Linked DNA regions of Homo sapiens: region 2 is linked to region 1. The links are chromatin loops, found by intact Hi-C in ENCODE. Cell type or tissue: endothelial cell of umbilical vein. All regions are shown on one strand.

Region 1 (5,000 bases):
AGCCATTAGGACTGTTCAGATGGAAATCTGTAGCACACACTCTTAAGATTTTTTACTTGTTTTCCATGTAATACATGTAGAATAGGAAGTTTTGCAAGCAGAGAAGTATTGTACTTCTAATAAGATGTTTTGCCTTACAGAATTCAATTCGTCATAATCTGTCCCTACACAGCAAGTTCATTCGTGTGCAGAATGAAGGAACTGGAAAAAGTTCTTGGTGGATGCTCAATCCAGAGGGTGGCAAGAGCGGGAAATCTCCTAGGAGAAGAGCTGCATCCATGGACAACAACAGTAAATTTGCTAAGAGCCGAAGCCGAGCTGCCAAGAAGAAAGCATCTCTCCAGTCTGGCCAGGAGGGTGCTGGGGACAGCCCTGGATCACAGTTTTCCAAATGGCCTGCAAGCCCTGGCTCTCACAGCAATGATGACTTTGATAACTGGAGTACATTTCGCCCTCGAACTAGCTCAAATGCTAGTACTATTAGTGGGAGACTCTCACCCATTATGACCGAACAGGATGATCTTGGAGAAGGGGATGTGCATTCTATGGTGTACCCGCCATCTGCCGCAAAGATGGCCTCTACTTTACCCAGTCTGTCTGAGATAAGCAATCCCGAAAACATGGAAAATCTTTTGGATAATCTCAACCTTCTCTCATCACCAACATCATTAACTGTTTCGACCCAGTCCTCACCTGGCACCATGATGCAGCAGACGCCGTGCTACTCGTTTGCGCCACCAAACACCAGTTTGAATTCACCCAGCCCAAACTACCAAAAATATACATATGGCCAATCCAGCATGAGCCCTTTGCCCCAGATGCCTATACAAACACTTCAGGACAATAAGTCGAGTTATGGAGGTATGAGTCAGTATAACTGTGCGCCTGGACTCTTGAAGGAGTTGCTGACTTCTGACTCTCCTCCCCATAATGACATTATGACACCAGTTGATCCTGGGGTAGCCCAGCCCAACAGCCGGGTTCTGGGCCAGAACGTCATGATGGGCCCTAATTCGGTCATGTCAACCTATGGCAGCCAGGCATCTCATAACAAAATGATGAATCCCAGCTCCCATACCCACCCTGGACATGCTCAGCAGACATCTGCAGTTAACGGGCGTCCCCTGCCCCACACGGTAAGCACCATGCCCCACACCTCGGGTATGAACCGCCTGACCCAAGTGAAGACACCTGTACAAGTGCCTCTGCCCCACCCCATGCAGATGAGTGCCCTGGGGGGCTACTCCTCCGTGAGCAGCTGCAATGGCTATGGCAGAATGGGCCTTCTCCACCAGGAGAAGCTCCCAAGTGACTTGGATGGCATGTTCATTGAGCGCTTAGACTGTGACATGGAATCCATCATTCGGAATGACCTCATGGATGGAGATACATTGGATTTTAACTTTGACAATGTGTTGCCCAACCAAAGCTTCCCACACAGTGTCAAGACAACGACACATAGCTGGGTGTCAGGCTGAGGGTTAGTGAGCAGGTAAGTTCACCCCAATATCAAAAGACCTTTTGAAAAATAGAACTTAAAAGCGAGGAACACAGTAACTTGCCATGGTTAGCACATCTTTGATGTCAACTGACTGTCCCTTGCAGAGAGGGATCTTTTATCATTCATTCTCTGTCCTTTTTGCAGCTTACAGTTTTCCTTCTGAGCTTACACAGAAGGAAGCTTCCTTTAACTGCTTTAAAGATTTCTTTTTGACAGTTCGATGGCTGCATCTTTTTAGTAGCTCTTCAATAAATGAATACATTTGATATAAATCAAATGCTGAAGGGTTTTTTGTAAAGTAGAATTTTCCCCATTGAATGATTTTAGAGCTGTTTGAGAAAGCTCTAGCTTTTTGCCCCTAAGTATGTCTGTCACTCTTAACATGTTAAGTTGAATTGATTTTAATTTGGCTATATTTTCATTGTGTGTGTATGTGTGTGTGCGTATGTATGTGTTTTTTCCTAGGTTACACTTAAAAGTACTTCAGATTGTCTGACAGCAGGAACTGAGAGAAGCAGTCCAAAGATGTCTTTCACCAACTCCCTTTTAGTTTTCTTGGTTAAAAAAAAAAACAAAAAAAAAAACCCTCCTTTTTTCCTTTCGTCAGACTTGGCAGCAAAGACATTTTTCCTGTACAGGATGTTTGCCCAATGTGTGCAGGTTATGTGCTGCTGTAGATAAGGACTGTGCCATTGGAAATTTCATTACAATGAAGTGCCAAACTCACTACACCATATAATTGCAGAAAAGATTTTCAGATCCTGGTGTGCTTTCAAGTTTTGTATATAAGCAGTAGATACAGATTGTATTTGTGTGTGTTTTTGGTTTTTCTAAATATCCAATTGGTCCAAGGAAAGTTTATACTCTTTTTGTAATACTGTGATGGGCCTCATGTCTTGATAAGTTAAACTTTTGTTTGTACTACCTGTTTTCTGCGGAACTGACGGATCACAAAGAACTGAATCTCCATTCTGCATCTCCATTGAACAGCCTTGGACCTGTTCACGTTGCCACAGAATTCACATGAGAACCAAGTAGCCTGTTATCAATCTGCTAAATTAATGGACTTGTTAAACTTTTGGAAAAAAAAAGATTAAATGCCAGCTTTGTACAGGTCTTTTCTATTTTTTTTTGTTTATTTTGTTATTTGCAAATTTGTACAAACATTTAAATGGTTCTAATTTCCAGATAAATGATTTTTGATGTTATTGTTGGGACTTAAGAACATTTTTGGAATAGATATTGAACTGTAATAATGTTTTCTTAAAACTAGAGTCTACTTTGTTACATAGTCAGCTTGTAAATTTTGTGGAACCACAGGTATTTGGGGCAGCATTCATAATTTTCATTTTGTATTCTAACTGGATTAGTACTAATTTTATACATGCTTAACTGGTTTGTACACTTTGGGATGCTACTTAGTGATGTTTCTGACTAATCTTAAATCATTGTAATTAGTACTTGCATATTCAACGTTTCAGGCCCTGGTTGGGCAGGAAAGTGATGTATAGTTATGGACACTTTGCGTTTCTTATTTAGGATAACTTAATATGTTTTTATGTATGTATTTTAAAGAAATTTCATCTGCTTCTACTGAACTATGCGTACTGCATAGCATCAAGTCTTCTCTAGAGACCTCTGTAGTCCTGGGAGGCCTCATAATGTTTGTAGATCAGAAAAGGGAGATCTGCATCTAAAGCAATGGTCCTTTGTCAAACGAGGGATTTTGATCCACTTCACCATTTTGAGTTGAGCTTTAGCAAAAGTTTCCCCTCATAATTCTTTGCTCTTGTTTCAGTCCAGGTGGAGGTTGGTTTTGTAGTTCTGCCTTGAGGAATTATGTCAACACTCATACTTCATCTCATTCTCCCTTCTGCCCTGCAGATTAGATTACTTAGCACACTGTGGAAGTTTAAGTGGAAGGAGGGAATTTAAAAATGGGACTTGAGTGGTTTGTAGAATTTGTGTTCATAAGTTCAGATGGGTAGCAAATGGAATAGAACTTACTTAAAAATTGGGGAGATTTATTTGAAAACCAGCTGTAAGTTGTGCATTGAGATTATGTTAAAAGCCTTGGCTTAAGAATTTGAAAATTTCTTTAGCCTGTAGCAACCTAAACTGTAATTCCTATCATTATGTTTTATTACTTTCCAATTACCTGTAACTGACAGACCAAATTAATTGGCTTTGTGTCCTATTTAGTCCATCAGTATTTTCAAGTCATGTGGAAAGCCCAAAGTCATCACAATGAAGAGAACAGGTGCACAGCACTGTTCCTCTTGTGTTCTTGAGAAGGATCTAATTTTTCTGTATATAGCCCACATCACACTTGCTTTGTCTTGTATGTTAATTGCATCTTCATTGGCTTGGTATTTCCTAAATGTTTAACAAGAACACAAGTGTTCCTGATAAGATTTCCTACAGTAAGCCAGCTCTATTGTAAGCTTCCCACTGTGATGATCATTTTTTTGAAGATTCATTGAACAGCCACCACTCTATCATCCTCATTTTGGGGCAGTCCAAGACATAGCTGGTTTTAGAAACCCAAGTTCCTCTAAGCACAGCCTCCCGGGTATGTAACTGAACTTGGTGCCAAAGTACTTGTGTACTAATTTCTATTACTACGTACTGTCACTTTCCTCCCGTGCCATTACTGCATCATAATACAAGGAACCTCAGAGCCCCCATTTGTTCATTAAAGAGGCAACTACAGCCAAAATCACTGTTAAAATCTTACTACTTCATGGAGTAGCTCTTAGGAAAATATATCTTCCTCCTGAGTCTGGGTAATTATACCTCTCCCAAGCCCCCATTGTGTGTTGAAATCCTGTCATGAATCCTTGGTAGCTCTCTGAGAACAGTGAAGTCCAGGGAAAGGCATCTGGTCTGTCTGGAAAGCAAACATTATGTGGCCTCTGGTAGTTTTTTTCCTGTAAGAATACTGACTTTCTGGAGTAATGAGTATATATCAGTTATTGTACATGATTGCTTTGTGAAATGTGCAAATGATATCACCTATGCAGCCTTGTTTGATTTATTTTCTCTGGTTTGTACTGTTATTAAAAGCATATTGTATTATAGAGCTATTCAGATATTTTAAATATAAAGATGTATTGTTTCCGTAATATAGACGTATGGAATATATTTAGGTAATAGATGTATTACTTGGAAAGTTCTGCTTTGACAAACTGACAAAGTCTAAATGAGCACATGTATCCCAGTGAGCAGTAAATCAATGGAACATCCCAAGAAGAGGATAAGGATGCTTAAAATGGAAATCATTCTCCAACGATATACAAATTGGACTTGTTCAACTGCTGGATATATGCTACCAATAACCCCAGCCCCAACTTAAAATTCTTACATTCAAGCTCCTAAGAGTTCTTAATTTATAACTAATTTTAAAAGAGAAGTTTCTTTTCTGGTTTTAGTTTGGGAATAATCATTCATTAAAAAAAATGTATTGTGGTTTATGCGAACAGACCAACCTGGCATTACA
Region 2 (5,000 bases), 54 kb after region 1:
TGGACACATGAGATGAAGGATGCAGGTCCTGCTGTCAACACACGTGCATTCCAGTAGAGGAGAAACCAACACACAGACACCAATGTCTGGCTCCTGACCTGATCTGAGGGCAGGAAATGCTTCCTAGGACTCTCGGTGGCTTGGTTGGTTGGCTCATCAGTTGACTGCTTAATACCTTCCTTTACCTGATCTACATGTTTTGCCCTTTAATCCAAGCTATTCTTACATCCTCCTTTGGAGATAGATATGTTCTGTAATCCTGTCTTTATAAAGCCCCTTAGTATACACCACATATTTAAAAATACCTACTGTGCACAGATCAAGGCTTCAATAACATAAAAATGCAAGAGGTTGAGACCACAGCAAATGAGCATTTAAAGGAAGGCAAGAAGGAACTGTTTAATGAAAGAAAAAAAATGGCAAAACAACTTGAAACGACTTAGAGTGAGAACCTAACCTTTATTCATAAACACCTACAGATGCTTATGACTGTCAGTAGTCAACATTCAGGGATGCTTGGATTTTGCCCTTTCATCCAAGCTATTCTTACACCCTCCTTTGTAGAGAGATATATTCTGTGATCCCAGAAAGCCCCTTAATACATACCACATATTTAAAAATGCCTAAATGTACAGATCAAGGCTGCAATAACATATAATGAAAGAAAAGGATGGCAAAACAGAACTTAAAACAAGTTAGAGTGAGAACCTAGTGTTTAGTCATAAACACGTACAGATGTTTATGAACGTTAGCAGTCAACATTCAGGGATGCTTGTTCAGCCAGTAGGTGCCGGGTAATGGAGCTGATTGCTCATCAGCTACATCTGTTCTGATTGACAGAGTGGATTTCCAATAAAGATAATCAAAGCCTCGGCTCAGGCTCCTTCACCTTCACAGCCATGTGAGGGTCCAGTAAACTGTTCACATGCTTATAGGTTTTTGTAAAATTTATACAAGTAAGATAAATGATCTATAATTGGTTAAGACCACAGTCTCTTTCTAGTGCGATTTCCTCTCCAATATACTCCCTTCTTGAATTGGTGACTGCAGGCATTTTTGGGATCAGAATAAGGGAAGCGGAGTCAAGCAGACATTTAGTTTGGATTAGAGGTATATATTTATGAGGTTCACAGTTGCTTCTGTGTATAGTTAACTATTTGTAGCCACTCGTGTGAGTAGTTTACAGAAATGCTTCTAATGCCGATTGTGCTGACTCAACCAGTTCCATGACTGAGCTGAGGTGAACAGGCATTTAAGGACCTGGCACCAGAAGTGTGTGGGTAATAGAAGATGATCAAGGTTTGACATGGAAGGGGCCAGAAGCTATTCTGTGACAAATTCTTCCCATCATCAGATATGTAAAATTTTAAGCTGAAGATTCAACTGTCATCAATGCCTTGTCAAAATATAAGCTGTCTCTTGTCCAGTATATACTTGATAATGCAGCCTACGAAACTGTAAATGCACCGCAGAAAGAATTATTTTCATATCTTTCCATAGGAAATCCATAGAAATATTCAGATATTAACAAGTAATCTGTAACAAAAAATTCAATCATAAAAGCAGTAACAGATAAAGAAGATAAAATCTTTGAAAAGAAGTAATGGATACACTCTTGAATTCTTGGCAATCAAATTAATGAAGAGGTATGAATCTAGTCACCCCAGAACCCCAGCGAAATGGGCCCCAGTCCTGAGTCTGTGCTCTAGGGGACCCAGTTATAGCTTTCCTCCTTGTTCCATTCCAAGGGTGCGGAGTCCCTGGGGAGTGAGGAGACACTTGCCTGTCAGTGGTGTTAGCCTTTGGCAGTTTTGACAAGAAGTCTACACCTGTTTCTCCACACTGGAGCCTCGTATCTGGAAAGCACATTCGGGAAAGAAATTTGTAAATCACACTGGAGAGAGAGTAGCAAACCAGAACATATAGCCAGTGTATTGGAGAAGGCCAGATGGTAGAAAACCAAGTGCAATTTTGTGACATGTAAAAAGTAGCCACCCACTTAGGCTACCCCACAGGAACAAGGGAGAGCCAAGTGCCTCAGAATAATAGGTTGAAGAGGAAGTTGGCTGGAGAGAGAGGCCCTTGGAAAGAAGAATGCTGTTGAGATGGGTGGATCTTGGCTGGCAAGGCCCTGAGGGTGACAGGCCATGGCTCTGCCTTCCAGAGCCAGCAGGAATGTGTGGTGACCCTTGTATCCTGCCCGCCTGCCTGGCTGAGGCTGCAGCCAGACTACGAACTAAAATGAAAATATCCTTCTAAGGGTATTTCAGGTTCAAAATCCAGTTGGCTAGTGGGAGGAAAAGGATATTATCTGATGACAGATAGTGGTAGCCAGTGTCTGATGGTTACTCATAGAATCAACATAGGCTGGGAATTCCAGGGAGGTGCATTCCAGAAAGCCTGCATCCTAGTACTTGACTCTGGTTTAGGGAAACAATGGGGTGTCATGGAGGGAGTGTGTGTGTGTGTGTGTGTGTATCTGTGTGTTCCTGTGTGTGCTGAACATTCATCTCTAGTCATGATGTGACTGGAGTTAGAAGGTCATTCCTCCATTCTTCAAAAGCTTGGGGATTCCTGAGAACACTAAGCTCAGGAGGATGATGTTTGCTTTTCCTCAACTCATGTTGCAAATATCTATGGTGAGCTTGCTCTATACCAGCCATTTGTGCTAAGAACTGGAATGTAAAGATAGAGGAGATAGGCTCCCTCCCTTTAGGATTCTGAAAATTTAACAGGGGGCTTACAGAATTATGTTCTGATAAAGAATGATCTAGCAGAAACTAGCAGCTACTCGTTAATTCTCTGGACGTCGGCATTGGCTGAGTTATGTTGGATGACTTTTGGACTGGGAGCAAAGATGGATGTTTGCAGTAAGTTAATTTTGGGCTATAAGACCTTCTGTCTCATAACAGATCTATTTCCATTTCGCTCTACTTTTCAGCACATCAGTTTCGGCTACTCACAGCCTCGTAGGTCCCTGGATGAGTATAAGTACAAAGAGCATTCAGTAAGGTCACTACTCTCTGTTGCTCCTCTTGTAACTGTCTTCTAAGTATAAAGCTGACCAGTGGCTCCTTCCAAATTGGTCCATTGCTGTATGGGTGGTAAGGATGGCTCATCTACAGTAATGGCCCTTAATCTGGGGACTGAAGCACTAGCTGTTGGGAGCCAGAGTCCATTGTGTGCATTGGTTGACCCTGAGAGCTAACCTGCTGGTTCTGCTGTAGAAACCTATGCTCTTCACTCAAGGAAGCCATTTGGGCCAAAACAGTAGAATGTTTTCAGGGCTGTAATGTGAGTAAGTTATGAAACAAATGGCAGTGAAGTCAGTGCTTTGTCTTCTTCCAAAGAAGAAGAAACATGAAAGCTATTCTATGCTTTAAAGTTTAATGGTTTGCAGCAATAGCACAGAACATTCCTACATTACGAGGTATGAGCCATTCTGTATGATAATAAACAAGAGTAGCTGACATGACTCCATGTTTGGTGAAAAAGGGAGGATATCCCAGAACAAAGAACCAGAGAAGTGGATAAAATTCCATAGAAAGTTGCCATTGAGGGTGATGGTGACGTGGGATGTCATAGAGGGGAGGGTGTGTGTGTGTGTGTGTGTGTGTGTGTGTGTGTGTAGTTGAGCATTCATCTCTAGTCCTGATATTTAGCTATAGTGTTGCCCCTAGGAACTTGGAAATTAAAGGAGCAGAAGTAAGACTATGATGGTTGTAAGCTTCTCATCCAATGGGACTGTGGCCAGCCCCTAAGAAACAACTAACTTAAGCATAGGAGCAACCAGCGAACAAATGTCCAGGCAAATGGATGCTTCCTTGTGCCTCCTTGCTTTCTAAACTAGTTAGTTTGCATTATTTGTATAGTTAAAAGATAATGCTTATGTTATGCAATTTGCTTGTAGTTTAGAAAAGTGATTATACTGATAGTTTTTCCTGGATATCTTTAAATCCATTGTTATACTTGACAAATACCTCTCAAATCTCTCAAACATTCTTCCTAAAAAGAACTGTGAACATCTCTCAGTGCCTTGGGCAGGTCTTTGAATGTAGCAGGCGATTGGAAGTTTGCGGTTGTTGATGGCTGATGATGATGATGATGATAATGTTTTATATGCTCACTATGCACGAGGTTCTTTATCCTGCACTTGGCTTTCATGAAGTCATTTCATTGCCAACACTCTGAGTCAGGTGTTGGCAATAAGAGGATAAGTAACTAGTCTGTGTCCACATGGTGCATGAGTGGCTGAACTGGGAAAGGGACCCTAGTGTTTCAGACTCTAAAGTCTAAGCTCTTAATTGCTCCACTGTACTGATTCCATGATACTCATGAGCACTGACTACCTGCTACTCCTCTCCTTACCAGATATAAGTCAAACCATATAAATAAACCAGATGTTTTTTCCCTAGACAAAGATGCTATTATTGCTCGAGAAGATGAATATCAGAGATTTTTATAAAAGCAAAATTGGGAATCCGGTTTTCTTTCAATGGGATATTTGCTGCCAGGTCCTGGGAGAATATATTTTTTCTTTTCATTTTATTTTTAGTTGACACATAATAATTGTACATATTTCTGTGGTACAGGTGATATTTCAACATATGGTGTGCAATACTCAAATCAGAATAGTTAGCGTTTCCATCACCTCAAACATTTATCATTTCTTTGTGTTGTGAACATTCAAAATCCTTTCTTCTAGCTTTTGAAAATAACACTAAATTATTGTTAACCGTATTCACCCTACCCAGTGCTACAGAACACTAGAATTTATTCCTCCCATCTGGCTGTAACTTTGTGTCCATTAGCCAACCTCTCCCTATCCTCCCTTCCCCACTACCATTCCCACCCTAATCTCCACAACTCTACTCTCTGCTTCTCTAAGCTCAATCTTTTTTTTTTTAAATATGGAATTTATTTTTCTGTGCCTAACTTATTTTACTTAAAATTATGTCCTCCAGGCTTATTCACATTGCTGCCAATGACAAGATTTCATT

Evidence for each region. A loop is a pair of places that touch in the nucleus more often than their neighbours do. Peaks named below come from ENCODE experiments on the same cell type or tissue, not always from the same donor. Only the 100,000 strongest peaks of a DNase experiment are listed, where the experiment ranks them.
Region 2: a loop joins it to region 1, with 4 times the contacts of the local background. A loop is called at or near these places in 5 of 110 quality-filtered maps.

What each region holds. Positions count from the first base shown.
Region 1 is chr13:40,556,001-40,561,000 of GRCh38, reverse strand. It overlaps FOXO1 (forkhead box O1), which reads left to right. Exons shown (of 3, transcript NM_002015.4): 2 at 141-1,492; 3 at 1,967-5,000. The coding sequence ends at 1,478. Among named protein-coding and RNA genes, the nearest start is that of LINC00598, 77 kb to the right of the region's middle. In endothelial cell of umbilical vein, no CTCF peak of the experiment used is centred here; DNase peaks (open chromatin) are centred at 2,130 and 3,866; H3K27ac peaks cover 2,734 bases.
Region 2 is chr13:40,501,624-40,506,623 of GRCh38, reverse strand. No RefSeq gene overlaps it. Among named protein-coding and RNA genes, the nearest start is that of LINC00598, 23 kb to the right of the region's middle. In endothelial cell of umbilical vein, no CTCF peak of the experiment used is centred here; a DNase peak (open chromatin) is centred at 2,333; H3K27ac peaks cover 3,588 bases.